Regions from separate parts of the Homo sapiens genome. Here region 2 is linked to region 1. A link is a loop called in an ENCODE intact Hi-C map of the cell type or tissue named here. Cell type or tissue: CD4-positive, alpha-beta T cell. All regions are shown on one strand. Links, peaks and the distances in the headings refer to the core of each region. The heading gives the core; the rest is flanking DNA.

What was found. A loop is a pair of places that touch in the nucleus more often than their neighbours do. Peaks named below come from ENCODE experiments on the same cell type or tissue, not always from the same donor. Only the 100,000 strongest peaks of a DNase experiment are listed, where the experiment ranks them.
Region 2: it touches region 1 in a loop (2.5-fold over the local background); 5 of 110 quality-filtered maps call a loop at or near these places.

Annotation. Positions count from the first base shown.
Region 1 is chr1:117,648,408-117,665,041 of GRCh38, reverse strand. No RefSeq gene overlaps it. Among named protein-coding and RNA genes, the nearest start is that of TENT5C, 51 kb to the right of the region's middle. RefSeq lists enhancers at 295-364, 8,222-8,361, 8,722-8,831, 8,982-9,051, 9,870-10,029 and 1 more. In CD4-positive, alpha-beta T cell, for the core only: no CTCF peak of the experiment used is centred there; DNase peaks (open chromatin) are centred at 6,131, 7,861, 8,661, 10,821 and 2 weaker places; H3K4me3 peaks cover 986 bases; H3K27ac peaks cover 1,502 bases.
Region 2 is chr1:117,728,531-117,745,164 of GRCh38, reverse strand. No RefSeq gene overlaps it. Among named protein-coding and RNA genes, the nearest start is that of TENT5C, 130 kb to the right of the region's middle. In CD4-positive, alpha-beta T cell, for the core only: no CTCF peak of the experiment used is centred there; a DNase peak (open chromatin) is centred at 9,944; H3K4me3 peaks cover 767 bases; H3K27ac peaks cover 623 bases.

The DNA of each region.
Region 1 (16,634 bases), core at 3,893-11,892:
TTAGAAGGAACACTCGGGTATTGAAAGGCCCAAGGACCACTCCAGAAAGACTGACCTAGGAAGAGACATTGAGTTGTTAGAAGAATCTCCTCACAGCTCTATAGGAAGGTGATGAGGATATAGACTAAAGTTCTGCAGATCTGTAAGTTTTGTGGTTATATTAAAATCACAAAATATCATCCTCTATTTGTGTGTGAAAAAAAAATCACAAAATGTCAGGACAAAAAAAAAAATCCCTTAGGTAGCATTCTATCTACCTTCTCTTATTACATCTGAGAGAACTGGGACTCAGAAAGGGTGATTTTTCCTAAGATCCCACAGACATTTAAGGTGCACTGGGATTAGAATCAAAGCCTCATAACTTTCCGTACTCACATGGCCTTCCTGTGACTACCTTGTACTAAAAAATAGTCTCCAAGATGACTAATTATCTGCATGCTTTCAGGGGGAGGTCCCCAACCATAGCTTCTGAGAAAAACATCAAGGTGTCACTTCTTCTTTCTTCAACCACGTAGAATGGGAGGTTTCCTGTAAGCCACCAGATAGTGACAAAACAGTGCAAAAGTCGTCACAAACCAGACGCTTGATGACTACTCACATAAATAGTTGATATTTAAGGCTTCTGACACTGGATTTCTAGAAATGTGTGTGCTTTAAATTCATATTTAAATTTGTTTAGTTGTCGCCCAGAAGCAACATGATGAGGTCATGACTGCGGCTTTGATCCACGGTAGTGCCCAGATAATATAATCAGAGGAAAAAGAAAATACATTCCATGTTGTATTAGTCCTTTCTTGCATTGCTATAAAGGAATAGCCAAGACTGGGTAATTTATAAACAAAAGAGGTTTAATCGGCTCATGGTTCTGCAGGCTGTACAAGAATGGCACCAACATCTGCTAAGCTTCTGGTGAGAACCTCAGGAAGCTTATAATCATAGCAGAAAGTAAAGCAGGAGCAGGCATTTTGCATGGTAAGAAAGGGGACAAGAGAACAAGAGTGGGGAGGTCCCAGACTTTTAAATAACCAGATCTCTTGTGTACTAACTGGGGGAGAAATCACTTATTACCAAGGGGAAGGTGCTAAACCATTCATGAGGGATCCACCCATGATCCAGTCACCTCCCACTAGGCCCCACCTCCAACACTGGGAATAACATTTCAACATGAGACTCAGAGGGAACAAATATTCAAACCATATCATTCCACCTCCAGCCCCCCGCAAATCTCACATCCTTCTCACATTTCAAAACACAATCGTGCCTTTGCAATAGTCGCCCAAAGTTTTAACTTGTTCCAGTATTAACTCACAAGTCTCAAGTCCGAAGTCCAAAGTCTTACCTATGATGATGAGTTCCTTCCACCTACAAGCTGTGAGATCAAAAACAAATGATTTATACTCTCAATATACAGGAGTGGTACAGGTATTAGGTAAACGTTCTCATTCCCAAAGGAAGAGATTGGCCAAAAGAAAGGGGTAATAGGCTCCATGCAAGTCTGAAACCCAGCAGGGAAGGCATTAAATCTTTAAGCTCCAACACAATCCTTGATTCCATATCCTGCATCCTGGTGTGAGAGGTGGGCTCCCAAGGTGTACCCTGCCACTGTGTTTTGCAAGGTACAACCCATGGTGGCTGCTGTCACAGGTTGGAGTTGAGTACTTGCAGCTCTTCCAGGAAGAAGTTACAAGCTGCTGGTGAATCTACCATTCTTGTATCTGGAGGGCAGTGGGCCCCTTCCCACATCTCCATTAGGCAGTGCCCTGGTGGGGAGTCTTTGTGGGAGCTCTAACCCCACATTACTCCTCCACATTGCCCTAGTAGAGTTACTCTGTGGGGCCTCGGCCCGTGTGGTAGGCTTCTGCCTCAACATCTAGGCTTTCTCATACATCATCTGAAATCTAGGGGGAAGCTGCCAAGCCTCCTTCACTCTTGCATTCCAGGCGCCTGCAGATTTAACACCATGTGAAAGCCACCAAGGCTAGCAGTGGCTTGCACGCTTCAAAGTGGCCACCCAAGGAGTGTCTGGGGCACTTTGAGCCAAAGCTGGGGCCAGAGCAGCCAGGATGCAGGAAGCAGGGTCCTGAGGCTGCACAGGGCAATGGGGCCCTGGGTCTGGCCCAGAAACCATTCTTCCCCTCCTAGGCCTCTGAGCCTATGATGGGAGGGCTGCCTCAGAGATTTCTGAAATGCCTTCAGGGCATTTTCCCAATGTCTTGGAAATTAGCACTTTGCTTCCTTTTGGTCATGCTAATATTTCTAGCAAGTGGTTGTTCCACAGCCTGCTTGGATTCCTCTCCTGAAAAGGCTTTTTATTTCTCTGCCACATAGCTAAGCTGCAAATTTTCCAAACTTTTATGCTCTGGTTCCTTTTTAAATATAGGTTCCAACTTTAAGCATTTTGTTGCTCCCGCATCTGATCACAGGTTGTTAGAAGCAGCCAGGCTACTCTCAAATGCTTTGCTGCTTAGAAATTTCTTCTGCAAGACACCCTATATCATATCATCACTCTTAATACCAAATTTCCACAGATCCCTTGGGCATGAATACAATGCAGCCAAGTTCTTTGTCAGGGCATAACATGGGTGACCTTTAATTCAGTTCCCAACAATTCCTCATTTCCATCGGAGACATTCTCAGCCTGGCTTTCACTGTCCATTTTTCTATCAGCATTTTGGTCACCACAACTTAACAAGTCTCTAAAAAGTTCTACACTTTCCTTCATTTTCCCATCTTCTTCTGGGCCTTCCAAACTCTTCCAACCTCTGCCTGTTACCCAGTTCCAAAGTTGCTTCTGCATTTTCCAGTCTCTTAATAACAGCTCTACTCCTCTGTACCAATTTTCTGTATTAGGTTGTTCTTGCATTGCTATAAAGAAATACCTGAGACTGGGTAATTTATAAACAAAAGCTCATTGTTCTGCAGGCTGTAGAAGCATGTCACCAACACCTGCTTAGCTTCTGGTGAGGCCTCAAGAAGCTTACAATCATGGCAGAAGGTGAATCAGGAGCAGGCACATCACATGGCAAGAGCAGGAGCAAGAGAGTGAAGGGGAAGGTCCCAGATTTTTAAACAACTAGATCTGATGTGAATTAGCTAAGTGAGAAGTTACTCATCACCAAAGGGATGGTGTTAAACCATTCATGAGGGATCCACCCCCATGATCCAATCACCTCCCACCTGGGCCCACCTCACACTGGGAATCACATTTCAGCGTGAGATTTGGAGAGGACAAATGTCCAGACCATGCCACATGTTCTCAGTTTGTAATTGCAGAAAAAGTTGTTGGCAACATGCAGCAGCAAGTAAGGAATCTCAGTGGATGAATCTTGTGCTCTTCTTGATCCCAGGAACAAATATAGGCACCAACAGTGGTTCTGCAGGTCATTTCCCTTTCCAAAGGCTGTCACCTGCACCTCCCAACCCATTCCCTGGCTGTTCTTGTCCAGTCTTTTCAGAAAGTATTTTCCAGGTACCTGACGTTGCTGATAGTGAAATGAGCTCCCTGCTGCAGAAGTAACTCCCTTCCTAATCCCTAGAACTGGTCAGGACTGGGCTGTACATTCAGAAGCTTCAATCTAATAGGGTTTTGCAACCCTGCTCCTGGCTGATACTTGGTGCTGATTCTATGTGTGGGGTACTAAGAGGATTGGAGAAGGCCAGGTGTGGGGGTGGTCATGACCTTTATGGCTCCCTTCTACTCTACAGTATTGAAGTTATCCTACTGGTTACAGAGGGAAAGAGGCTAGTCCCTCCCATGTGGCAGGCAGGAAGCATTGATTTCATGTATGTCACTTCTTTTCATCCTAACCACAACCTCATGAGGCAGGCATCAGCATACCACTGTTTTTTGTTTTTTGGGGTTTGGGTTTTTTTTGTTTTGTTTTGTTTTTTTAGACAGAGTCTCGCTCTGTTACCAGGCTGGAGTGCAGTAGCACGATCTCAGCTCACTGCAACCTCCGCCTCCCGGGTTCAAGTGATTCCCCTGCCTCAGCCTCCCGAGTAGCCGGGACTACAGTCATGTGCCACCACGACCAGCTAATTTTTTTTTTTTTTTAGTAGGCACTAAGTTTCATCATGTTGGCCAGGATGGTCTTGATCTCTTGACCTTGTAATCTGCCTGCCTGAGCCTCCCAAAGTGCTGGAATTACAGGCATGAGCCACTGTGCCCAGCCATACCACTGTTTTACTAATTGGGAGACTGAGACTCCAGTGATTAAGTCTCTGCCCAAGGTCACACAGCTTATCATTCATGTCCAGTGAATGACATGAGTGACTTCAAAGGCCATGCTCATCCTGCCACACCACTCTGCCTCCAGAAGCAGGAAGAAGGACACATACCTGGGGAAGCTTTTGGATGGCCATGAATTTGTAACTGAATGTATGACAAATATCTAGAGTAATGAAAGGAAGATTGAGAAAACAAAAATACGTTAAGGAGATGTAGCAGCTAACACTTATGTCTCCAAGCCTCACGTTGTGGGACACACAATTCTTTACAAACTAACCATAACAGAAGATCAGAAACTAGAACAAAAGGCTAGCGTGTGGGCATGAGGACGTGTGTGTGTGTGTGTGTGTGTGTACGCTGCACACTCACACATGGACATCTGCATAAGCACATGTGATGGTGGCTCCTTATACACATGAGGGTATAAATGTGCATGAACAGATCCACATATACATGTTTCAACAGGTAAGATTTTAATTTATTTAATTTTTCAGTAAACGGAATACAAAATGAAACCAAAAATGCTCCTACTTGTATTTACAAGATAGTTGTAAAGTTATTATGTGACTTGAAATATTAACATCTGCGTTTTCCCAAAAACACTTCTTTAACCATTTTAAGTGCATGAAATGGCAAATTCTGAGCTTTTAGGAGCTGATCACAAGGACAGGCACATCATGACTTACCCAAATGAGTGGTAATGAAACTCTTGCTAGTCAGGTTCTTGGAACATTCTTATCTAACGATTGCATGTGCTGAGGATGAGAAACCAGACCTACCCAGTGGGCTTTGGAAGGGGCTGGCTGAGGGGAGGGGAGACAACCTGGTAGACTGAAGGCAGAGGACCTTCTGCATTCTTTATCTGCTTCTTCTGGAACTGCCAGAACTTAGCAGGACCCGGGGGCAACCAGCTTATTTTTGGGAAGCACTTCAAGTCCTCTGCCAGTGTGCACAGGCGAGAGAAGAGCTTACTGGCTCAGTGAAAGCTGCAAGCATCCCCAGAGGGAGCCCAGGAGGCCTGCAGAACAGTGGTAAAAAGGGCCACCTGTCAGGCCTGAGGCCAAGGTTCCCGTGCTCTGGCAGAGGACTTCCTCCCCAGCCCCTCAGCCACTGAGAAGCACAGACTTCTCTGACTCCTTTGAGCAGTGAGGTGCCTTCGCTGCTCTCTACCTCAGCAGAGAGAGGGGGCCTCAAGTCTGTCCCCAGCTCCAGCACACACTGTGTATCCCCAGCACCCAGCCTCCATGGTTCAGCCCACAGTGAACACTCAATAAACAGCTGCAGAATGAATGAAGGCATCTACCCCATCCTTCCTGCTCTGCCCAACAATAAGGTTTCCAAGGATAACTCGAAAGGGATATTCCCCTTTTCACCTGCTAAGCCATCTGAGGAAGTACAGAATCTACTGGACACTCAAGAGGAGAGGCACTCTAGGTAGATTAAATTTCATTCACAGGTATTTATGGAGTGCCCACAAGACTGCACACATAGGTCTAGGTAGCACGTGGGTCTACACAAGTGGGTCTAGGGAAATACAACTGAGTCATAGAGATGGTAAGTTGGTGGCATATCCCTGGCAGGGATCAATAATTGATCACAGCCTCTTTCCTGCAGGGCCAGAGGTGGCCTAAGAATTCTGTCTCAGCAAAGTCCTCCAGGAAGCTCCTGCATTGACCAGAATTGGCACTCAGGATGAAACCTATTTGCCAACCTGGTAGTTGGTACATGCACAGGATGGGCTCCTCCTGTACTAAGTTCAGCAAACTAGGCATAAGCAAAAACCTCCTGGAGCTCTGGAAACTACAACTGGGGGTAAAACAGACACCTGGAAGGGTGAAGGGCCCTTTCCTTCCTGCCTCGCTGACGTGGGCCACCTGGTGCACTGGTGTTGAGAGCAGGATGCTTTGCAGCTCAGGAAACCCAGAAACCCTAATTGTCCCCACAGAACCACAACACACACTGAGGCCCCAGCACAGGGTCTCCTTCATGCCACGATTAGCTTCCTCTGAGGCCAGCTTCAATCCTCTTCACATCAGGACCTTGAGACCCTTCTCCAAGTCCCTGTCATGCAAGACTGCAGGCTGGTGTACCTCCCCCTCCCTCTGCATCCCACACCCCCTCAAACACACACACAGCAGGCCCCTCCTTGGTGCCCATCCCTTCCCATCCTCACTCAACAAATGGCCTCCTTTCATTGACCTGGTTGGGTAGCCTTGTGCCCTTCCTGGAACCTGCTGGATGTGAAATTGTTTAGAAACTCCACACCAAGCTACTCTAGGGACTTATTTTCAGCCATTCCTCTCACCAATACAGCTCAGCTTCCCTCCATGAACATGAAGCCTCCAGCAGTTTTCAATCCCTAGGGTGTGTATTTCAGATTTCAAGGGCAATGTGAACAGCCAGCAGCCCAAGGGACATTTGCCAAGAGCATCTATCCATGGCATCTTGTATTAACCAGCAGAAAGCCAGAAGCACCGTGCAAGGAGGAGACAGGCCACGCACTGGCTTCATTTGTGCTGTGCTGCCACTAATGTCCCCCAAATGCTCTCTATTATCCTTGTAATCATCCCCAAACATGCACAAAGCCACATGGTCAATGCAGCCCACTGGCATACGCTTTCGTCCTGGCAGCCATGATGTCCTGTTGGGGAAATAGGTTACCACATAAAGCACCAAACACCATCCAGCAGCACCTGTGCCCTGAGCCCAATCAGCAGCACGGACACTCCTAAGATGACACAAGTTCTGGGAAATATATTGAAAAATAAAAATGGATTGATGTCTTTTTCATCTTTGTAGCCCAATGCCTGGCACATGGTATGAGCTCAAAAATGTGTATAAAATGAGTGAATAATTTTGTGAAAAAAATTTTTTAAAAATTAAAAAATAAAAATAATTAGTATTTGAATCAAACATCAGTTTAACTTTCTCATGTAGTTGGTATTTCTTATATTTTCTTTAACAAAGTAAAATTGAGTTTTTTTGGGCCAAAAGAACAAGGAACTAATTAGGTAAGATTTTTTCGTTTAAAAAAAAACAGTTAAGCTATTTTGTTTTAAATAAATATTACATTACGAACATTGAGTTTTAAGCGTTGCCTTAAAGATAACATTCTATCTATTAGACTCTGTGATCTGGGGTGTTTTTTTTTTTTTTTTCTAATGATCTGAGAGACTCGGCTCAGAGGTAAATCCAAAGAAACAAATGGAAATTTTGCATGGTTTTGTCTACTTCTGTGACAATTCACCGACTCACACAAAACATCAGCTATACCTTCCCCATCTCCCAGTATGGAGACTGAGCCATTTGGATCACAGAACAGGATCAACAGCCTGATCCATCTGCCAGTGGGAAAAGCGGATGTTCCTGTTGTCTAAAAGAATCAGACCCTCCCAAAAGGGTCAATACAGCAGTGCACATATTCTCTAAAAATGGCATGTAAAAGCCTGTCACCTGATGTTTCTTTCCCTGCATTGATTACACTGTACCTTGTCTCTGCCCTCACTTGGATTCCCAGTCAGGGGAATCAGCTTACCCATTGCTTCTTCTGGGAAGTCTTCCCCAGCCCCCAACTAAGTCGTGTCCTTCTTTACACTCTTTGCTATTAGTCATCACATTGGCAGCCCCAGCAGTAACTGAGCTATAAGCTCTGCAAAGACTTGCCTGTCTGTCTCACCAAGGCTCAACACGATGCCTGTCACATGGCGGGTGTTCCAAACTAGTCTATGAATGAATAAAGGAAGGAAGGAACATTCCCTGAGAACTAGGCAGTCTCTTCCAGATTTTTAGGCACTAGGGTCTCAATGGTCAGACACCTTTAGGCTCTTTTCAAACACATGCCTTCCCAAACAGACTTGTCTTCTGTCCCATAAAGAGCAGAATCAAATAAAAATCTGCTCGAATGGATTTTCAGCATTCGAAAATTTCAGCATTTCAAATCCCCAGCATTCTTCTAGAACATCGGAATGGGCAAACAACAGCTCATGAACTAAAGCTGTACTGAACCATGCTCACGCATTCACGAATTGTCTATGGCTGAACTAAACACACTGCAAGGGCAGAGCTGAGTGGTCGCAACAGAGATGGTCTGGACCCCAGAGCCTGCAAGATTTACTGTCTTCCGCTTTTCAAAAACTGTGCAGAGCCTGGCTGTAGAACTTCAAAGCAGTTGAGGGTCAGAAGAGAATTCAGGAACAAACAGAAGTGTAAACACAGTAGCACTTGGGTGTGAGGGGGCCCCCAGATGCAGACTGCCCAAAGAGGGTGAAGGTTCGAGCTGGGACAGCGGGGGTGAGACTGTCAGAAGAGGTAGTCTGTAGTTGGAGCCCCAGGAAGGAGCTTCCGAAACCGCCACATGTGGTGAGGAGTGTGTGGGTTTGACACAAGATAGACCCGGGCTGAATCTGCCTTCATGGTTTGCTGGCTGTGTGATCTTGGGCAGGTTTTGTTGTCACCCCGGGCTTTGGCTTCTTCAACTCTACAAGACGCCGCCTACATCACAAGGTTTCTGTGAGCTTTTGATGAAATCAGCAACAGAATCAAGTGCGTCTCTGAGAGCTGACGCAGCACAGTGCTTCAGAGCCTGGGCTCTCAAGGTTCCAGCTGAGGTCCAGCTTCAAATTCTGCCTCTAGCTCTTGGGGCCTCTGGGTCCTGAGAAGTGCCCAGCCCCTGTGTGCCCATTGCCTCATCTCGCACGTGAGGAGGGTAACCATTCCCAGCCAAGAGCTACTATAAGTATTAAATTCCAAAAGCAGGAAAAGTGCCCTGCACAGCACTTGGCACCCAGGGGGTTCCCTTTGCTCTTACTACTGAATTGTCCAGCATGCCCCAACCCATGGCAGGCGCTCAGTAACTCTGATTTCCTTCCATCCTTCCTTTTCTATGTGGTCAGAAGAGTGGTGTGACAGAGAGGCCCGGTGCTGGGAATCCACGTTTGCCCTGCTGCCAACTTGCTGTGTGGCTTTGCGCAGCTCACACAAATGTTGTAGATCACTAAAATGTTGCTTATAAAATGAAGGGGTTAGTCTAGATTCAGTGTTCCAAAACCCTGAAGGAACAAACTCTGATGTGATGAGAATCTCTCAGGAACCTGGTAAAACATCCAGCTTCTTGAGAAGATTTTTAGAGATTCCCTTAGAATTCTGGAGACCTGGAATGGGCTGAGGTTAGAATTTGTCTTTTAAATGGGTACTTTGGGCGATTCTTGACATTAAGGTGGTCAAGAGCTCAATGAGCTCGAAGGTCCTTTAGAGCTGTAAAGTCCTGAATGCTCTGGTCCCACAATCCACATCAAGTGTGTGTGTGTGTGCGTGTGTGTGTGCACGCGTGTGCGCGTGTGTGTATATGTTTTGAGAGGGAGAGAAGTTGTGTCTCCGGACTGATTTAACTGTCAACTGGGCACTCGATTTCAAAAAGATTTGAGGCTGTTAGCTTGACGTTGCATGATCATCTCACGTCCTGGCAGCCAATCTGCAGGGGTGAGCTGTTTGTCGCTTTCTCCTGACTCATGTTTGCTTATCTCCAGAAAACTCTGCACCTTCCAAACGGGCACTGCCCCAGGGCCTGCAGCTGGAGTGTCCCAGGCAGCCATTCTCGTAGGCAGCGCTTTCACAATTTTCTAGAAAATTCACCATTTTCCCAGCCCCACTCAGCATGGGTAGGGGCTCCACCAGGCCATGTGTGAGGGAGTCAGCAGCCAGAATGTGGAGCCCAGAGGCGGGAGGGGGCAGGGGCACACACCAGAGGCAAGAGGCTGAGCTGGTAGGGGTGGTAAGAGCACTTGTCTTTGGAATCAGAAGCCTACTCCCTGAGTCCCAGATCTGCCAATTACAAATTGCATGCCTTGGGCAAATTACTTTACATGTCCAAGTCTCAGTTTCATCATCTATAAATTATCTGTGCAGAAGGCACTTCTGAGAGTTCAATGAGATCATGGCCAGCCTGTATAGTAAATAGTGAAACTGACCCAGCTCACAAGTGGTTACCATCTCCATACAGCATTGTTTCCCAGTTCTCTTGAAAGCTACACCTGCGTACCACCAAGTTTCTAGACTAAACCCAGTTTTTTTCAGACACATAGACTGTGGAAATGCAAATACTGTAACATCCGGAGAGCACTGTAAGTTACCCTCCCTTCCTGCCTGTTTTCAGCCTTATCAGTAAAATCACTGAATCCCCTAGGCCTCAGTGCCCAGCCTCAGGGTTTGTTGAGAGAGGGAAGACCCAGAGGGCAAGGGTAAAGATTGACCCAGAGACTCAGAGGGTAACAGAGCTGTCCTGGGCTCAGGGAGCTGCAGGTGGGCTCTGCAGGGCATTGACCGTGTGCTTGTGCACCTCTGGGTGTGTGTGTGCTTTCCTTTGTATGTAATTAGTTGTAAATGCACATATTGGTATGTGTGTGTAGCAGGTGTCCACACTGTCTGGGTGTATGTGACCCTACAGAGTATTTTTTCTCCAGAAGTCTCCTCCCTAGCTCATCGAATTGAAGCCCACACACTAAAAACGGGAGGCTGTGGTTTTGATTCTGGCTGTCCCCTAGTCCCTGCCTATCAGGCTACACGTGGGGACTGCAGGCCCCGTGGGTGGCTGAGGAAATGAGTGGGTGAGTGGGCCTCGTTGTGGGTACTCCGCTGCCTCTGCCAAGCTCCCTAGCCTCCTCCCCCTCCCCCTTCAATTCAACAAGGCTCTCACTTGCATTATTCCGTGAAGCCTTATGAGAAACCTGTACAGACACTAGCATTAAAGAGCCAAAGATTGCCAGAGCCGAAAGAGATCTTAGAGATACATAGTCCTACTTCCTACTACAGAGGAGGAAACTCTAAAGCACAGAGAGGTGAAGTGACTTGCCCAAGGTCACACAGCCAGTTGCTGGTATTCTCCTTTATTCATGGACGAGCATTTGTTTGCATTCCTGCTATGCATCTGGAACTGTGCCAGGTGCTGGAGAAGATGCCAGGAAGCCTAACTCAGGTCAGGAGCCAGAGGAATTATTTAGGAAATGACATTTAAGCCATCACTTCCCAGAAGGGTGACTGACAACAACTAAGTCGGAAGAAAGGCCCACGCAGGGGAAACTCTGCAGGGAAGGGCTCCGAGGTTTGAAAGAGCTTCACATGTTCAAGGAGGACAGGAGCGAGGGTGTGAGGATGGGGAGATAAGTAGAGGCCAACTCGTGCAGGGAATGTGAATGTTATCCCACACACTGAGGGAACATGTAAGCTGGGGAGGGCAATAGTTTTAAAAGACCATTTTTCAAGAAGACACTGGCGGGAGCAGGAGCAGAAGTAGAGATGAGCTCTGTGCTGTTCCTCCTGTGCTGTCACAGGCAGGCACAACCTCACTACACCTCACAACAGCCCTAGGAGGGGTGCTGTGTGCCCTCTTCTTCCAAGAGGCCAGGGCCTGCCTAGATGCCGCTCAGCTGGCAACCTGTGGAGCCAGCACTCCAATTTCACACTTTTGCCTGCTAAGCCTTAGTCCCTTTTCTTTAAATTGTCTCCCATTTACTCTTCAGCCCCCTGGGATAGGGCTTTGTCTCCTCTGCTCCCTGCACCTGACTCTACAAAGTCACAGTGATGTGCGGCATCCATTCGCCTGTCTGTACAGGACTTGATGCTGCCAACCGCTCCTCCCCTGGCTCCTAGGACATTGCATTGTCCTGGTTCTCCACCCGCCTCTCTGTCCACTCCTCAGCCTTCTCCGGTTTTTCCACCTTTGCTAATTCTTCCTGGATAGATGCTCCTCAAGGAATCTGTCCTGGCTGACTCTTGCTTGCTTGGGTGCTTTACACCACAGAGGAGGCTCCAGTTACCATCTCCTCACTGTGATTCCCAGTTGTCCATCCCTAGCCGGCCTCCTGGTCTGGAGCTCTGAAACTATACTGGTAATTATCTGCATCCTCTTCTGGAAATCAGCATGACCAAAGACCCCAGACCTTCTATCCATGTTTTCTTCTCTTGGTTAATGACATCACCGTCTACCAAATTTCCCACTGCAGAAACGTATTCCCACGCCTCTCCCTACACATCATTTCTTCCACATCTAATCTGTCATATGTCATCCAATATTACTTTCTAAATCCTTTTTCAGTCTTTCTTTCCCATCCCTATGGCTACTACCCTAATTCATGTCCTATCAACCTCCTTGGCAAGGTATACAGGGCCCCAGGGGTGAAACTAGGATGAAGGGGCCTATGCCCATTCATCATGGCCTGTCATAACAGGAAGCCAACTCAGAGGCATCAGGCCTTCTTCCAGAGAAAGAATGTCATCTCTGTGCAGGGGTGGCTAAGAGAAGGCCAGCTCTCCCTAACCCAATGAGACCAGCATGTGGGTTTGCACAAATCTGTCCTGGGTAGGTCTCCCTGCCCCTCTCTCTCACCAATATGGCACTTCCCTCCCCAAAGGGACCCATCACTGCCAGCCATGCCCCATCACATATTCACACAACTCACGGTTGCTTAACCTGGTGGACAGATTCTAAGATGGCTCTCAATGCTCCCTGCCTCCTGGCATGTAGGTCCCTTTGTCTGTCTCTCTGTTGACTGTGGGCAGGACCTATGACTTGCTTTTAACCAAAAGAACACTGCAAAGGTGGTAGGATGTCATTTCCGTAATTATATTACATGAATTATAATTTCAATCTTACTGAAAGACTCTCTCTATTGCCTTCTTGGCTTGCATCCTTCAATGAAGCAAGTGCCACTTCAGAGGGCTCCATGTGCGAGGAACTGAGAGTGGTCTCCAGTTGACAGACAGTGTTGGCCCTCAGTCTAACAATCTGCAAAGAAGTGAATTCCACTAGCAACCACATCAGTGAGCTTGGAAGTGGATTCTTCCACAGTCGAGCCTCAGATGAGAGCCCAGCCTTGACCAACACCTTGACTGCAGCCTTGAAAGCGACCCTGAAGCAGAGAACCCAGCTAAGCTGTGCTCTGATTCCTGACTCTCAGAATATATGAGATAATAAATGCATGTTGCTTAAAAGTGCTGAGTTTGTGCTAATTTGTTACAGGACAACAGGAAATAAATACACTTGCTGTCACTTACGTGTGAACAAAAGGAGGTGAGCTCTTTCTGCTGTAAGCAGGGGCATATAACAAACAGATGTGCACCAACCTCAGCACAAACCTCAGGACCGCCTCATCTTACTGGCCTTACCTGTACATTTCCCACCATGCCAACTTCTCTCTCACTCCCTGTACCTATATTTTCTCTGCTTAGAATGAGTATCTGTCCCCTTTTCTTGGCCTGTGAAGTCCCTTTTATCCATCCTGGACTGCCTGAAATGACACTCCCTCCAAGAAGCCCTCTGAGATTGACCCTTCCTATGGGATCTCATAGCTCACTAAGTATCCCTCCACCCTGAACCAGCTACAGGATCTTGTGGCTCCCTGCCCTGAGGTCTCACTCACCACTCAATGCCCCACACCTCATTGTATTCATCATTTTATACCCAGGGCCTATTAAGTATACGATGCAATAACTATGCACTGAATGTGTGAATAGTTCAGCCTCACATACCTCCTCTACCAGGAACATCACAGCCTGCAAGGGAGCTGTGTGACCATCCTGAGGGGAAGGCAAGGCCTTGCTGTCACCATGGTGGCCTGCTTTAAGAGTCTTATCATATGATATTTATGTAAGAGAGGGAGCTACCTTGGAAGGAGAGCAGATCTGGGTGAATGAAAGGCCCTTTTGTTGTGCTCAGAGCCAGGATGGTTTTGGATATGCAAGATATGCAAGCTAACCTGCACTAGGACAAAAGAGGAACCGGAGCGAAGGGAAACCAGAGAGGGGGAGCAGAGAGCCAATGAGATGCGGGGCACTGGGAACGACAGAGGGGCCATGGCCCATGAAAAATCCCCAATGGAGGGCAGACCAAGGACCAGGGATGTCTAACGTGCAATTTAAGGTTGTTGGCATTGCTGTTAGGGCTGCCAGATTTAGGAAAAAATTCAGGGATGGGGGGTTGGAGGCAGGGAGAGACATACAATGAAAAAAATTATCCATTGTTTATCTGGAATTTGAATTTAACCGGGTATCCTGGGTGTTATCTGGCAACGCTGAATGCTATGACATAAATCTCTCCTCCTACAGACTTACAGTCACATCTATAATTAACACCATGTCTCGTACAATTTAGGGTGTTTTGTGGAATTATGTAAGAAGCTAAATTGGGGTTCTGGGCTCTGGGACCATGGGGGCACAGAACAGGAGTAGCACAGGGGATTCAGGGTAACCCATGAACTGAATTAGTTCTGTGGAATCAGGAGTTTAGAGTTGGAGGTGACCATAAAGGTGTCCACAACGGGAAAATCTTAGGAAAGGCTTGAAACTTTCCAAAGCCAGAGAGTAAGGACTTGGAGAAAGCTTACTGAGACAATCTTATTGAGGACTCAAACGGGGAGTGCCCAGCTGTCTCTTCCCATCCACCCCCTGCCCCTGCCAACCCACCCACTAGGAGAGTCTGGGATGGAGGAGTCACAGCACAGCAGCAAATCTCTTAACCTGTAGCTGGGGGAGGTCTGGAGGAGTGGTAGGGGAGAGGTGCCTAGATGGTCTAAGAGGGGTTAGAAAAGCCCCAACAGGCTCACAAATGCACAAGTTATGTGTGTACATCTTCCTGAAAAGAGTGGCTGAAATTTTCCACCAGGCTTATCAGAACCCCTGATGTGAAGAGTGTTGGTGGGGGCAGGTCAGCACTCTGCTCCCCTCTAAGATGTGAGATGGCTCTGGCAGAGGAGGGTGGGCAGCTCTGGCTGTGCCACTCCATCAGGGTACAACTGGGCCCGGCTGGCGGCTATTTGAGGAGAGACCGTCAGCTCACAGAGTGGCCCAGCACCATTAGCTTTGAGGCCTCACAGTTCCTCTGGGGCTGAATCTCTTAGGGAACCAGCCTGTGTGGCCCCATTGCCTCTGGGTAGTATGTCCAGTCATGGTGCTGAGCTCCCAGCAAAGTACTAAGTATACCACTAAGAGGCAGGGCACTCCCAGCCCCAGGGTGCTTCGAGCCTGAGTACACCTGGAGAAACAAGCTGCAGCCCAAGCTCTGCAGCCTGGGATGCCAGGCTCTGACCATAGGGCCCAGCCTCCAGTTCAAGTCTCATTTCTGGGCACCCCTTTACTCCAACTATTCCACACTAACCCATTCTAGCCACAACGGGCATCTCACTTTCCTCTACACATGCCAGCAACATCCATACCTCATGTACTCGGTGGTAGAATTAAGATGTGACTGCAAATGCTTTAGTACTCTTCCCCTCATGAGGTGGAGCCCGATTCCCTTTCCCTCCAGTGTGGGCTGACTTTAGGACTACCTTCTAACATGGAATAATGCGGAAATGACAGCAACTTCAGAGACCAAGGCATAAAAGGCATTGTGGCTTCCTGCTTATTTTCTCTCTCATCATGCACTCTATGGAAAGCTGGCTGACACATCACACAGATACCCAAGAAGCCTCCAGAGAGGCCCATGTGATGAGGAGCTGAGGCCTCTGGCCAACAGCCGTCAAGGAACAGAGGCTTTTGCCCATCGCCCCAGGAGAGTGCTTAGAAGCAGATTTTCCAGCTTCAGTCAAGCCTTCAGATGGCTGCAGGTCCAGACAACTTCTCAGTAGCAATCTCAGGGGACATCCTGGCCAGGTCTACCAGCTAAGCTGCTTCTAAATGCCTGGCCCACAGAAGTGTGAGGTAATAAACGTTTGTTGTTTTAAGCTGCTAAGTTTGGGGGTAATTTGTTACACAGCAATAGATTACAAATATACACATGCTCTTTCCTGGACTGACATAGCTTCTCTTCTCTACTTTCTTTTCTTTTTTTTTTTTTTTTATTATTATACTTTAAGTTCTAGGGCACATGTGCACAACGTGCAGGTTTGTTACATATGTACACATGTGCCATGTTGGTTTGCTGCACCCATTAACTCATCATTTACATTAGGTATATCTCCTAATGCTATCCCTCCCCTCTCCCCCCACCCCATGACGGGCTCCAGTGTGTGATGTTCCCCACCTTGTGTCCAAGTGTTCTCATTGTTCAACTCCCATCTATGAGTGAGAACATGCGGTGTTTGGTTTTCTATCCTTGCGATAGTTTGCTCAGAACGATGGTTTCCAGCTTCATCCATGTCCCCCTTCTCTACTTTCTTTTCCTTGGCCTTCAAAACACCATGCAAATGCCACCCCTTCTGCATCACCTTGCACGGTGCTGAAGGTCTAATTGGCCACTTTTCACCGTGGGCTAATTAGGCAGTGTGCGTAAACCCCCATTACAACCCCTACTGCTCTACCGTATGGAATAAGAAGCATTTACTTACTGCCTCTCTCTCTCTCTCTCTTTCTCTCTCTCATTGAAACTGGAGCTCCTTGAGGGATTAGGTCTTGTTCATCTTTATATCACTAATGC
Region 2 (16,634 bases), core at 5,848-13,847, 78 kb before region 1:
GTGAGCAGGAGTAGCCATTTGTATATCAGATAAAATAAACTTTAAAGCAACAGCGGTTAAAAAAGACAAAGAGGGACATTATATAATGATAAAAGTCCTTGTCCAACAGGAAAATATCAAAATGCTAAATGTATATGCACACCTAATATTGGAGCCCCCAAATTTATAAAACAATTTCTACTAGACGTAAGAAATGAGATAGCAACACATTAACAGTGGGGGACTTCGATACTCCACTGACAGCACTAGACAGGTCATCAAGACAGAAAGTCAACAAAGAAACAATAGATTTAAACTATGCCATAGAACAAATGGACTTAACAGATATTTACAGAACATTCTACCCAACAACGGCAGAATACACATTCTGTTCATCAGCACATGGAACTTTCTCCAAGATAGACCACATAATAGGCCATAAAATGAGCCTCAATAAATTTAAGAAATTAACTTCAAAAGGAACCTTCAAAATCATGCAAATACACGGAAATTAAATAACCTGCTCCTGAATGATCAGTGGGTCAACAATGAAATCAAGATGGAAATAAAAAAATTCTTCAAACCAAATGACAATAGTGACAAAACCTATCAAAACTTCTGGGATACAGCAAAGCCAGTGCTATAGGAAAGTTCACAGCTCCAAATGCCTACATGAAAAAGTCTGAAAGAGCTCAAAGAGACAATCTAAGGTCACACCTAAAGGTGTTCTAGAGAAGCAAGAACAAACCAAACCCAAACCCAGCAGAAGGAAAATAACCAAGGAAAGACCAAAGGAAATAACCAAGATCAGAGCAGAACTAAATTAAATTGAAACAAAAAAACACAAAAGCTAAATGAAACAAAAAGCTGGTTCTTTGAAAATATAAATAAAATGGATAGACTATTAGCAAAATTAGCCAAGAAAAGCAGAGAGAAAATCCAAATAAGCTCAATTAGAAACAAAATGGGAGCTATTACAACTGATACCAGAGAAATACAAAAGATCATTCAAAGCTACTATGAACACCTCTACATGCCTAAACTAGAAAACCTACAGGAAATCGATAAATTCCTGGGAAGATATAGCCCTCCTAGCTTAAATCACAAAGAATTAGGTACCCTGAGCAGATTAAAAACAAGCAGCAAGATTGAAATGGTAACTAAAAAATTACCGACAAAAAAACCTCAGGACCAGATGGATTCACAGCAGAATTCTATCAGACATTCAAAGAAGAATTGGTACCAATCCTATTGACACTATTCCACAAGATAGTGAAGGAGAGAATGCTCCCAAAATCATTCTATGAAGCCAGTATCACCCTAATACCAAAACTAGGAAAGGACATAACCAAAAAAGAAAACTACAAACCAATATCCCTGGTGAACATAGATGCAAAAATCCTTAACAAAATACTAGCTAACCAAATCCAACAACATATCAAAAAGATAATATACCATGATCAAGTGAGTTACATACCAGGGATGCAGGGATGGTTGAACATACACGAGTCAATAAATATGATACACCACATAAACAGAATTGAAAACAAAAATCACATGATCATCTCAATAAATGCAGAAAAAGCATTTGACAAAATCCAGCACTCATCAATAATTAAAACTCTCAGCAAAATTGGGATACATGGGGCATACCTCAATGTAATAAAAGCCATCTATGACAGACTCACAGCCAACATAATACTGAATGCGGAAATGTTGAAAGCATTTTCTCTGAGAACAGGAACAAGACAAAGATGCCCACTCTCACCATTTGCATTCTACGTGTGCTGAATGGAATGGTACTTCATATCTACATAGCACTGAAAGGCCTAGCCAGAGCAATCAGACAAGAGAAAGAAATAAAGGGCATCCAAATCAGTAAAGACGAAGTCAAACTGTTGCTGTTTGCTGACGATATGATTGTTTACCTAGAAAACCCTAAAGACTCTTTCAGAAAGCTCCTAGAACTGATAAAAGAATTCAGCAAAATTTCTGGATACAAAATTAATGTACACAAATCGGTAGCTCTTCTGGTAATGGCGACCAAGCTGAAAATCAAATCAAGAATTCAACCCCTTTTACAATAGCTTCAATACATACATACATACATACATCATTAGGAATAGACCTAACCAAAGAAGTGAAAGACTTATATTAGGAAAACTACAAAACACTGCTGAAAGAAATCATAGATGACACAAACAAATGGAAATACATCTCATGCTCTTGGATGGGTAGAATTAATATTGTGAGAATGACCATACTGCTCAAAGCAATCTACAAATTAAATGCAATTCCCATCAAAATACCACCATCATTCTTCACAGAACTAGACAAAAAAATCCTAAAATTCATATGGAACCAAAAAAGAGGCTGCATAGCCAAAGCAAGACTAAGCAAAAAGAACAAATCTGGAGGCATCACAATACCTGATTTCAAACTATACTATAGGGCCATAGTCACCAAAACAGCATGGTCCTGGAATAAAAATAGTCGCATAGACCGATGGAACAGAATAGAGAACCCAGAAACGAAGCCAAATACAGCCAACTGTTCTTCAACAAAGAAAACCAAAACATAAAATGGGGAAAAAACAACCTATTCAACTAATGGTGTTGGGATAATTGGCAAGCCACATGTAGGAGAATGAAACTGGATCCTCATCTCTGACCTTATACAAAAATCAACTCAAGATGGACCAAAGATTTAAATCTAAGACGTGAAACTATAAACATTCTAGAAGATAACATTGGAAAAACCCTTCTAGTCATTGGCTTAGGCAAGGATTTCATGACCAAGAACCCAAAAGGAAATGCGACAAAAACAAAGATAAATAGCTAGGACTTAATTAAACTAAAGAGCTTTTGCATGGCAAAAGGAACAGTCAGCAGAGTAAACAGCCTACAGAGTCGGAGAAACTCTTCACAATCTATACATCTGACAAAGGACTAATATCCAAATCTACAAGGAACTCAAACAAATCAGCAAGAAAAAACAATCCCATCAAAAAGTAGGCTAAGGACATAGACAATTCTCAAAAGAAGATATACAAATGGCCAACAAACATAAAAAAATGCTCAACGTCACTAATGATGAGGGAAATGCCAATCAAAACCATAGTGTGATACCACCTTACTCCTGCAAGAATGGCCATAATAAAAAAATAATAGATGTTGGTGTGGCTGTGGTGAACAGGAAACACTTTTGCACTGCTGGTGGGAATGTAAACTAGTACAACCACTATGGAAAACAGTGCAGGCATTCCTTAAAGAACTAAAAGTAGAACTACCATTTGATCTAGCAATCCCAATAGTGGGTATCTACTCAGAGGAAAAGAAGTCATTATGCAAAAAAGAATCAATGTTCTTTTGTCACATGTTTGTAGCAGCACAATTGGCAATTGCAAAAACATGGAACCAACCCAAATGCCCATCAATCAACGAGTGGATAAAGACACTATAGTTATATATACATGATGGAATACTACTCAGCCATAAAAAGGAATGAATTAATGGCATTTGCAGCGACCTGGATGAGATTGGAGACTATTATTCTAAGTGAAGTCACTCAGGAATAGAAAACCAAACATCGTTATGTTCTCACTATAAGTGGGAGCTAAGCTATGTGGATGCAAAGGCATAAGAATGACACAGTGGACTTTGGGGACTAGGGGGAAAATGTGGGAAGGAGGTGAGGGATAATAGACTACTAATTGTGTTCAGCTATACTGCTCGGGTGATGGGTGCACCAAAATCTCACAGATCACCCCTAAAGAGCTTACTCATGTAAGCAAACACCACCTGTTCCCCAATAACCTATGCAAATAAAAACTTTTAAAAATAAAAATAAAAAAATACAAAGATTAAAGGACAGGAAAATACTGGAGTCATTTAAAGCTATGTACATAATTTAATGTTCTCTGGGCAATTCTTTCATCTTTCCAAAAAAATGCTTCGCAACTCCAAATATCTATATAAAAGGTCTTCTTTACATCAAAAAAGGAGATTAAAAATAAAATAAAATGAATGCAGATGCAGGAATGTATATAGATCTGGTAATAGACAATAGATATTTCTTAAAATTCCATGTGGTCACTATCATATTCATTTTTACAGGCTGCTCCCACTTTCTAGAATTTTCTTCCACCTTATCTATTTGACAAGCTTCTATTTATCCTTTAAAACCCTGGGCAACACTGATCTCCCCTGCTTTTCTCAGCCTCCACAAATAGAATCTCTTATTTATTTAATGAGCTGCTTCTGAATCTTATGCTTACTTTGATTATTGCTCAGGACACAGTGCATTCTAAGTATGTATTTATGTGACTGCCTGAAGCTAGACTTTCACCAGCAGAGCTCATGTTCTAGGGAATAATCAGAAAAGAAGGTCAGCTATGGAGTCTCCAAAAGGTCTGTGTAAGTTCTCAATAAATATCTTTTGAATCATAAAGTACATAGACTTAGCCCACGCCCACAGGGAGAATACTGAGCAAATCATCTGCTCTCCACTGTTTTCTCCCACCATCCTGATCTGGCTCCTGTGTGACTCTGGAAATAGCCTGAGAATCTGAGCATCTGGATGCTGAAAACCCAGGCGTAGGAGCACTCCCAGTGGGAGAAGTCAGAGGATCGCCTGCTCCAAAGTCCCTGGCCAGGTGCTTCAGTACCTTTCACACCAAACAGACTGTGCAGAGAATGACTATTTTCCTTCCCAAAGGCTCTCTAGCCTCCACAGAGCATTCCTTTTGGAACAGAATGACCAGGGCATTGTTTACAGATTGCAGGAGAGGCGGGACTGGCAGGAAACTTAGAACTAGTCACAAATACTGCCATCAAGTCACCATAAATCAGAAATGCAGGAAAGAAATCTCTTGAGATAGCAGTTTTAAGCGATGAGGCAATATGATTTATTTAACAAAAAAATTAACTTCTCATTTAGTTTTAAGCAACGAGGCAATATGATTTATTTAACAAAAAATTAACTTCTCATTTAGTTTTAAGCAAACCCATAAATTTTATCAAGGCAAAGGAACCTGTATACTCTCTATAGTTGTTGTAGTATAAATTCTGTATTTATGGAACAACCTTGACTTCCACACTTGAGGACAGTTTGTAATCTTGAGGACAGTAACATAGTTTACAAAATTATGCATTGACACAAAGCTTTACAGATGATAGGGCCCACTGAGGACAAACTGATAGATGAATGTGGTGAAGCAGAAGATATATAGAGAGATATATAGATATGGTTAACAACTTCATGTTTTAGTAAAGTAGGTAAGAGTTCTCCCAGTCATTCCCAATAGTGTTTGCTGGTATCACATTCTTAAATGTATAAAAGAAATTTAAGCATTTTGCCTTAAAATGATTCTAATGAGGCTCTCTCTATACTGGTTCCAAGGGCTGGGACACAGCTGATGATGTGATGCTGAGCAGAACTGTTCTCTAGAAGGTTAACAAGACTTGTGTTCTAAAAGCAAATACTCTGAGCATCTACATGTGCCAGGTTATTGTCAAGGCACTGGAGGTGAGCCATGTATAAATCTTTGAAGGAAACCACAATCTGTTGTGGAAATAAATTTGCACAAAAATAAAACCAAAAAGGGATAGAGAGGAAAGCGGAAACACTGAATGAGAGTTGAGCTTGTAACTCCTGGTCCTGGGTTGCAAAAGTGGCCTCTGCTGTTGGAAATATCGAAGAAGGACCTAATTGGAAGAAAAAGAACAGAACAGATGGAGAGGCCACAGTTTTGTTTTGTTTTGTTTTGGTAATAGTGCTTTTTGCTAATTTTTTAATCAAATACATGAACATGCCTGAATGGTAAGGAGATATTTATAATGAAAAGCAACACACTGCCCACCTCTATTGATGCTTCCTAGAGATAACCACGTTTAACTCTTTTAACTGTTTATTCTGGATATACAATCTGCCTCTACCACTATTTCTTAATTTACCAATTTGGAGTCATACCCATTGACTTTCTGCTCTCCTGGATGAGATTTAAGTCTCTAGCTCCATCTTTGCCAATCTAGATCCTCCAATGTAGTTGTCAGTATTTTAAGTTCCTTGAATAAAGGAATGAAATAAAGTATTCATGACTTTATTTCTTTTCCATTCACCATGACAGTATTTTCCAATTCCGCATTGTTATAGACAGTCTGTGTCCTCCAAAAATACACATGTTGAAACCCTAATCCCCAATGTGACTGTATTTGGAGATAGGGCCTTTAAAAAGGTAATTGAGGTAAATGAGGTCATAAGAGTGGGAACATAATCCAATAGGACTGGTGTCCTTATAAGAAGAGGAAGAGACATCAAGAATGTGCATGTGCAAAAGAAAGGCCATGTAAGGACACAGTAAGAAGAGGGCCATGTGCAAGCCAAGGAGAGCAGCCTCAGGAGAAACCAACTCTGCAGACACCTTGACCTTCGACTTCCAGGCTCCAGAACTGTGGGAAATACATTTCTGTTCTTTAAGCAACCCTGTTTGTGGTATTTTGTTATGGTAGCCCTAGCAGACTAATATACCTACTTTGTAATATTAGAATCATTTATTTGCATTATAATAACTATATTTTTATTTTCCATAACTTCTTTCTGTTCCATGATTGTCCCTTTTTCATTTGATTCTGATCTTGTTTGCTGGCTTTGATATGTCTCAAAATCATTCGAAGAATAATAATTATAAGTTTTAAAAAGTTTTTTCTGCAACAAGGATTTCATTTTAAAGGAATAAAAAAAAGAACGGTAAGTAAATAAATGTTTTTCTTTTCTCCAGCTATTTTCTTGGTTTATTTTCATGTCTCTCTTTTCTATTGCAGGACTTCCTCAAATGTCTGGAGACCTTTAATTTACCCAAGAGAAATTACTGTTACAATTTGGGAAATTTCCTTTCTGCTTTTTCTTTACTAGTGTAACTTTATGTATAAAAATGATATAAAATATTGGTATGAACATCTGGGGCTCTAAAATGTTACAGATGTCAGTGACACACTCAGACCTCTCAGACACTCAGAATATTTCCCTTTGCCTTCTTAATGGAGAAAACAGTGATTCTATTAAACCTGCCTAAAAATAACTGAATATAACAAGAAAACTACAGAACAATATCCCTCATAAACATAAATGCAAAATTTCTAAACAAAATTTAAGCAAATCAAATTTAACAATAAGTTAAAATATAATGGATTATGACCAAGTGGAGTTTATCCTAAGAATGCAAACTTGGCTTAACATTAAAAAACCAATCAAGGTAGCTAACTGTATTATTAAATTAAATGTAAAAGGAAAACCATACGATCATCTCAATAGACATGGGAAAAGCATTAGACAAAAATTAATACCCGTTCAGGAAAAATATTATCAGCAATTTAGAGATGTAAAGGAAGTTCTAAACCTGATAAAGGGCATCTATGGAAAAAACAAAACCCTATGGCTTATATTTGCTATAGAAAGACTGGATACTTTTTCCCTAAGACAGTGAAAAAGGCAAGGATGTCCATTCCTACCACTTCTATTCAACATGATAGTGGAGGTCCCAGCCAATGCAATGAGGCAAGTAAAAGAAATAAAAGGCATACAGATTGGAGAAGAAGAAGTAAAGCCAGCAACATACGGAGACACTATCACTACAAAAAATTTAAAAAAGTAAATAGCCAGGCATGGTGGCATCCATGGGTGGTCCCAGCTACCTGGGAGGCTGAGGTAGGATCCCTTGAGCTCAAGAGGTCAAGGCTGCAGTGAGCTGTAATTGTGCTACTGTGCTCCAGCCTGGGTGACAGAGCAAGACCATGTCTTAAAGGAAAAAAAAAAAAAAGGAGAAAAAGAAGTAAAGCTAGATTTATTCACAGACAACATAACCATCTATGTTGGAAATCCTAAGTAATCTACAACAATGGTACTGTAAATGATAAATAAGCTTAGCAGGGTTGCAGAATATAATGCCAATATACATAAATCAATGGCATTTCTTTGTATTAGAAATAAGCAATTGATAAAGGAAATTTAAAACAATACCATTTACACTAGCATAAAAATATGAAATGCTTAGGGACTGATTTAACAATATGTGTACTCTGAAAACTACAAAATGTTGAAAAGAGACATTTAAAATACCTAAATAAATGGAGAGATATACCAGGCTCCTAGATTGAAAGAGCCTGCTATATCTCTCTCTTTATTTAAGTATTTTAAATAAATTCAATATTGTTAACATGTCAATTCACTGCAAATTGATCTACAGATTTAACATAATCTCAATCAAAATCCCATTAGGCTTCTTTTTTTGTAAAAATTAACGAGCTTATTATAAAATTTATATAAGAATACAAATGAGCTAGGATAACCAAAACAATTTTAAGAAGAGGGGAACAATATTGGAGGGCTTACATTCCTGATTCAAGATTTATTATAAAGCTACAGTCATCAAGACAATGTGGTATTGACATCAAGATATACAAATAGATCAATGGAATCCCATGGAGAATCCAGAAATACATCCAAATAAATATGGTCAACTGATTTTCAAAAAAATGCAAAGACAATTCAGTGGAGAAAGAATATCTCTTCAACAAATGGTGCTGAAACAATTGGATATCTACATAAAACAACAAATAACTTCAATCCACACCTCACACTATATTCAGAATTAATTCAAAAATTAACTCAAGATCTAGCTGATCTAAGTCTAAAAGATATAAATATATAATAAAGATCTAAATAATGTAAATTTAAATGATCCAAAAGATCTAAAGCTAAATCTAAAACTATGTAACTTCCAGAAGAAAATCTAGGGGAAAATCTTTGTGACACTGGATTAGACAAAGATTTCTTGGATACAACAACAAAGGAAACTGACTTTGTCAAAGTCAGTCAGGTCTGCTCTTCAAAAGACACTACTAAAAGAATAAAAAGCCACAGACTGGGAGAAAATATTTGAAAGTCACATACCTAATAAAGGACTTGTATCCAGATATAAAAGGAACTCTAAAACTCAATAATAAGAAAACAAAATTTTTAAAATAGGCAAAAGATTTGAACAAGTATTTTATCAAAAAAGATAATGGATAGCAAATAAGCACATAAAAAGATACTTTATTGCACACCATGAGGGGAAAGCAAATTAAAACCACAATAAGACACTACTATGTACCTATCAGAATGTTTAAAATTAAGAACACTGGCCATATCACGTGTTGGTAAAGACATGGAGGAACTGGAATTCTCACACATTGCTGGTGGGAATGTGAAATGGTACAGTCACTTTGGAAAACATTTTGGCTTTTTAAGAGTTAAACATATACTGACCACATGATCTACCCATTCCATTCCTAGGTATTTACCCTAGAGAAAGTCTACATAAAGGTTTATATGTGGATGTTCATAGCTTTATTTATAATAATCTTTAATAACCCCAAACTGGAAACAAATCTGGTATATTCCTAAAATGGGATACTCTTCAGCAATAAAAAGGAACAAACCATTGTGATACATTCAACAGCAGGAATGAATCTTAAAATAATTAGGCTAACTGAAAGAAGCCAGACAGAAAAGAGTACACACTGTGTGCTTCCATTCACATAAAATTCTAGAAAATGCAAAATAACACATAGTGACAGAAAGCAGATCAGTGGTTGTTTGAAATGTGAGGGTCAGGGTGGGTGAAAAGGAGGTATTACCAAGGGGAACAAGGAAATTTGTGGGTATTGGGGGCCTGGGGGATGAATATGTTCATTATTTTGATTATGGTGATGGTTTTGGTGATGTGTTCATGTGCTGAAACTCATCAAACAGGTATGTTTTATTATTACACCTCAACCAACTATTAAAAATACATAGCATTCCTAATGTTTTAAAATACAGGAAACAAAGAAAAGAATAAAAATAGCACGGACAAACTCCTAGCCTCTGTAGACACTAACTTTTATAAAGTAAACAGCACAAAATGAAAGTGAAAGAGGAATGCTGCTCGTCACATTGGCCCCTCCCTGTTTGAATTCCTCTCCTGAAAGGGAGTCACAGGAGCAAATTCTAATGTGAGACTCTGGTATGACTTTTAATGTCTTTTCACTGCTAGGAAATTTTATCAAATGAAAACAGGTCAAACATCCTTGGATGGCTTTTTAAAGAGAACTGGGCCATCCAAATCCTGTCTAAACATCTTTTAATATTCTAAATAGTCCAATAAAATAATTTGTTATTAGACTTCGAAGATTATTATAGCTAGTATATTAACTCTAGGTCAAATGTATGCAGAATTAAACTGCATCTTTACATGCCATATATATAGTTTTGTAGAATATCAAGCATCCCACCCTGTGTCATCAATGATTACAAAATATTTGCAGTCATTTTATAGCTCTCAAAGCAGAGTTGCATTATCTCATGTGAACAAAGAAATGTGGAATTTGGGGCCTCCAAGATATTGTTACTCCAGCAGGCTTAGGTTGAAGACAGGAAGGCACAGGGGGAAGGAAGCTTGAGCCAGGGTGGAGGATGAGCCTAACCTAGGTACAGTGGTCATCCTCTGAGAGAGAGGCAGGGAGGTCCAGAGATCGTGCAGTGAGGACACTATCACTGTGCTCACCAGCATGTTCATCCAAGGGGCAGGGCCTAGCACTCAGGCTTCCAGACAGCAGAAGGACCCGCAGCATGAAGGAAAGGAGGTCCTCTCCTTCATCAGTTGCCTTCTGGATGCTAGACATTTTGCTAGACACTCCAGAGCAAGCCTGGGGGCGGCTATGATGCCCTACACTTGACTGCTCAGGTGACTGAGGCTCAGAGGCAGAGTTAACTTTGAACAAATCAGGTCTACCTGATTCCAATACACAGGCCTTGCTCTAGGGGGACCAATTTGGGGTCTGGCTGGCTGCAACGCAGGAGAGGCAGAAAGACAAAGGGGTGCAGTGCTCACGTCAGAACCCCTGGGTGCTGGGTCTGCCGGCCCCAGTGGGCATCAGTGTGGGAGACACAAGGGTGAGAAAGAAGAGACCATAAACCCAGACACTGTCAGGCCTGGCCCAGGGACTGGCCCAGTGGGCTTATTTGGGGGATGCAGGGAAAAGAACAAGGGCAAGCAGGGTGAGGTTACCAAAATGGCCTTCAAGCTCCTCACTTGGTAAAGGAAGGAATGGGGATGAGCAGAGGTGAAGAGGACTTGCCCAGCACATGAGAGAACTGGGACCCTGAACTCGACATAACCTAAAAGGGTATGCTGAATAAACAGAAGGGATTGCTACTAACTGGCAGCATCAAATAGGCTTGTAACTGCAGACCTACTTATGTATTGAGTGACTAGTCTCATCAATGATTTTTCTTGCCCTTATCAATGGTTGGTTTGTTGCTGTGTCCTTGGCAAGAATATGTAGCCCATTTTTTTATTGGAAAAATGAGCAACTTTGCCTAGGTCAGTGGCTTCTAAAAACACTTTGAGCCCAAGAGCAGGACCTACCATTACCTGTGTCCCGAGCTCTCTGTACAGTGGAACTATGGAGGCTTGGTTTCTGCGACCTCCTTATACCTCAGTGTGAATCTGGGCCTTCTCTGCCCCTAGAGAACAGAACATTCTCCCTAGTTGATGGTGAGGAGAGGTCAAGGCCACGGGGAAGCAGCAGAATCTTCCTTCTCGAGTTAGAGCATGCCAGATTTTACAGCTGATCCCTTCCCCTTGTGCATGTTCTCTCTCTCCCTGGCTCCACGCATCTCACCTTGCTCAGCGCCTGGACTATCTTTCTGTCCTCGGTCCTTGTATTCAAGGCCTGGCAGGAAGGGATGGCACCCTCAAAGGAGACCGATGAGAGTTTAATGAAGGGACTATTCACAGAAATCTGGGCAGGGTCACAGGAGATGCCCAGGGACGAGAGGAGCAGGAGGGGCTATTAACCCCATAGGCCTGAATGGGCAAATGAAGGCAAGAGTATTAGCTGAGCCCATGAAAACTAGTGCCATGGAAAAGGGGCTGCCTAACAGGAGTCGTGGCTGCAGAGGAACATGGCACTGCCAGAACTGCAGCCAGGCCGGGAGGAAGTGGGGCGTTGAGTGCTCTGCCTGCTGTGTCCTCTTCTGCTCTCCCATCTGCTGCTGGGGCCTCCAACCAGCGGAGCCCAAAGGGAAGCCAGAGGGCAAAGGAACCCGGGAACTGCAGCCCATGGAGTTCAGCCCCGCAAGACATGGAGCAGCACAGAAAAGGGTGAGAAAGGATCTGGAGGGGGTGACAAGCAGAAAATAGCCCATAATCTGCACATCAGCTCTGTGAGGTGAAGGCAGTGGGCAACATCATTCCCATTTTCCAGATGAGAAAAACTGAAGCTCAGTGTCTACAAAATAAAAATGTAGAGATGAATCTCTAAATATACTGTTTTATTTGGGAAGAAAGAATTGCAATTTGGGGCATACATGAGCCTCGATTGTCTTTGGTATACCCAAAGAACAAAGAGAAGGTTAGAGGTTTTATAGAAAGGAGAAATGTTGTGTATTGCCCTTTAAGAAAGTTCATTGGCACTAGCAAGGGTTTGGGGAGATGGTAAGCTCCACTTGGTGAGCAACCACTGTGGGCAAAATTAGTCCTGTCTATCTTAGATAGCAAGAAGCAGGCTATCTCAGAAGCTGTAGATAAAGCTGGTTTCAGGTTACAAAAAGCAGTTTCTGCAGTCAGGCTTGCAGAGAATTACATTGTTGGATCAATGTTTTGTACCTTGAGTGCTTACCCCCACTGGCATCTCAACTCTGTTTTAGTTGGGTATGACAAGAGTGACCCAGTTCTTATGGTCAACTTTCATGCCAAGAAGTTCACAGGAACCCGCAGAAGAGACATGGAGGAACCAGATCCATAAACCAGGTCTCTGGCCCCCAAATCTGGTGCTCTTTTGCTTCTGTCCTCCAAGCCCAAGCTCCCTAAACACTCTGCCCAGCCTCGGCTGTCAGTCATTCAACAAGCTCTTACTGAGCACTTGCCAGGGCAAGGCTCTCTGTTCACAAAGCCAGTCTGAGTGGTGTATCATATCACCTAAGACTATTTCATGCCTTAATTTCTGACCTCAAAACTCCCACCCCTTCTTCCCAGCATCTCCTCATACCCACTCTCAGCTGACGACTCCAACTCACATTTTATTGAACAAATGGAAGTCTCTAGAACTGAGCTCTGTCCTTCTGTCTCCACTATCAAGGTTTTGCTGCTCTTGTGCCAGCACCTTCTCCCCTGTCTGTTAGAACTGAAAATGTGTCTCTTCTGCCAAAAGACCATTACCATTTGGGCTGTGGATCCCATCCCCTCTCATCTTGGCCCTTAGTTAATCCTTTCTCTTTCTTCCCCATCATTAATCTCTCCTTTTCTACTACATCATCCCTATCAGTGTAACATGCCCTTGTATCTCTCCCATCTTAAAATTCTCCCTTGGTCCAATACTTCCCTCCAGCTTGCACTCTCTCCTTGTCCCCTTTTCAGCCATATTTATTTGCCCGTTGGATGGTTTGACCTCAGGATCAGAGGGTAGAGTTAATCCTAATTTTCATGTCGTGTAAGTCTATACTTATCGGTTTGAGCAAGACACTTCCCTGCTCCTGGACCACAAAGCTACCTTGTTATTTTTCTTTTTATGATCAAAAATGCTACTGATTTTTACAAGGTGATCTTTTATCTGAGTCTTGCTGTCATATAAGTTTTAATATTTGTTGATTTTGTTAGTTTTTCTCTGTAGGAAATCAAATTATCTGCAGAGTGGCAGTTTCATTTCTTCCCTTCCACTGTATATCTGTTACTTCTTTTTCTTTCTTAAAATTGTTGGCAAGGGCCTCCAGTTATATCTTAAACAGTGGTTGACAGTTGGCCTCTTGTCTTATTCTTGATCGCAAAGAAGATGCAGCTGAAGTTTCTCAATTAAGTATAATGTTACCATTTTATACAAATATACTATATCATATATTGGTATATATAACATTAAGGTTTGGTATGTCTGTCAAGTTGAGGAAATTCTCTTCCTATTACTTGAAGAGTTTTCAACAAACAAATGGTGAGTTTTAACAAGTGTGTTTTTTTGCACCATTGAGATAATCAAGTAATTGTCTCCTTTCATAATATAGAAAATTATATTGAGAGAGTTTTCTAACTTTGAACTATTCTTGCATTCCTCATATTTTATGATTATCATGTACTTTTTTCCTAATACACTATTGGATTTGTTTAACAAATATTTTATTTAGACTTACACATCTATATTCAAAGTGGAATAGCCCTATATTTTTTTCTGAACTTTCTTATCCAGTTTTGAAAACAAGAACACACAATCCTCATGGTAGAAGAATTTTCATTCTTTTTCTATATTCCGGAACTCATCTAAGATAGAAATTATCTGCCATCTGGGAATTTGGTAAAATTCATATAGAAAACCATCACCTATGCCTACAGATTTTTAGACAGAGAGATCTTTGATTACATTTCATTTTATTTCGTGTTTATTGGTCTATTCAAATTTCAGTTTTTCCTTCTATCAATTTTTGTGTTTCTTGTTTTTCTAGAAATGTTTTCATTTCATATAGGCTTTCAAGCTTATTATCATAAAGTTTCCATAATGCACTTTTAAAAAAATTTTTTTATTTCAATAGATTTTTGGGAAACAGGTAGTGTTTGGTTACATGAATAAGTTATTTAGTGGTGATTTCTGAGATTTGGTGCACCCGTCAACCAAGCAGTGTACACTGTACCCAATGTGTAGTCTTTTATCCCTCACCCCCCTCCCACTCTCTCCCCGAGTCCTCAAAGTCCATTGTATCATTCTTATGCCTTTGCATCCTCATAGCTTAGCTCCCACTTATGAGTGAGAACATATGATGTTTGGTTTTCTATTCTTGAGTTACTTTACTTAGAATAATGGTCTCCGATTCCATCCAGGTTGCTGCAAATGTCATTATTTTGTTCTTTTTATGGCTGCGTAGTGTTCTATGGTATATATATACCATAATGTTTTTATCCACTTGTTGATTGATGGTCACTTGGGCTGGTTCCATATTTTTGCAATTGTAAATTGTGCTGCTATAAACATGGGTGCGCAAGTATCTTTTCTGTATAATGACTTCTTTTCCTCTGGGTAGATACCCACTAGTGGGATTGCTGGATCAAATGGTAGTTCTACTTTTAGTTCTTTAAGGAATCTCTGCACTGTTTTCCATAGTGGCTGTACTAGTTTACATTCCCATCAGCAGTGTAGAAATGTTCCCTGTTCACCACAGCCATGCCAACATATATATTTTTTTATTTTTTGATTATGGCAATTCTTACAGGAGTAAGGTGGTATCACATTGTGGTTTTGATTAGCATTTCTCTAATCATTAGCAATATTGAGCATTTTTTCATACTTTTGTTGGCCATTTGTATATCTTCTTTTGAGAATCGTCTATCCTCAGCCCACGTTTTGATGGGATTGTTTGTTTTTTCCTTGCTTATTTGTTTGGGTTCCTTGTATATTATGGATATTAGTCCCCTGTTGGATGAATAGATTGCAAAGATTTTCTCCCATTCTGTGGGTTGTCTGTTTACTTTGCTGATTATTTCTTTTGCTGTGCCAAAGCTTTCTAGTTTAATTTAGTCACATCTATTTACCTTTGTTTTTGTTGCATTTGCTTTTGGGTTCTTGGTCATGAAGTCTTTGCTTAAGCCAATGTCTAGAACGGGTTTTCCAATGTTACCTTCTAGAATTTTTGTGGTTTCTGGTCTTAGATTTAAGTCTTTGATCTATCTTGAGTTGATTTTTGTATAAGGTGACAGATAATGATCCAGTTTCAATCTTCTACATGTGGCTTGCCAATGATCTCAGCATCATTTGTTAAATATGGCGTCTTTTCCCCACTTTATATTTTTGTTTCTTTTGTTAAAGATCAGTTGGCTGTAAGTATTTGGCTTTATTTCTGAGTTCTCTATTCTGTTCCATTGGTCTATGTGCCTATTTTTATACCAGTACCATGCTGTTTTGGTGACTATGCCCCTACAGTATAGTTTGAAGTTGGGTAGTGGGATGCCTCCAGATTTGTTCTTTTTGCCTAGTGTTGCTTTGGTGATGCAGACTTTTTTTTGGTTCCATATAAATTTTAGGATGGTTTTTTCTAGTTCTGTGAAGAATGATGGTGGTATTTTGATGGGAATTGCATTGAATTTATAGATTGCTTTTGCAGTATGGGCATTTTCACAATATTGATTCTACCCATCCGTGAGCATGGGATGTGTTTCCATTTGTTTGTGTCATCTATGATTTCTTTCAGCAGTGTTTTGTAGTTTTCCTAGTAGAGGTCTTTCACTTCCTTGATTAGGTATTTTCCTAAGTTTTTTTTTTTTTTTTTTTTTTTGCAGCTATTGTAAAAGTGACTGAGTTCTTGATTTGTTTCTCTGCTTGGTCACTTTTGGTGTATAGCAGAGCTACTGATTTGTGTACATTAATCTTGTATCTTGAAACTTTGCTAAATTCATTTATCAGTTCTAGGAGCTTTTTGGAGGAGTCTTTAGGACTTTCTAGGTATATGATCATATCATCAGCAAACAGCAACAGTTTGACTTCCCCTTTACTGATTTGGAAGACATTTATTTATTTATCTTGTCTCATTGCTTTGGCTAGGACTTCCAGTACTATATTGAATAGAAGTGGTAAGAATTTGCATCCTTGTTTTGTTCC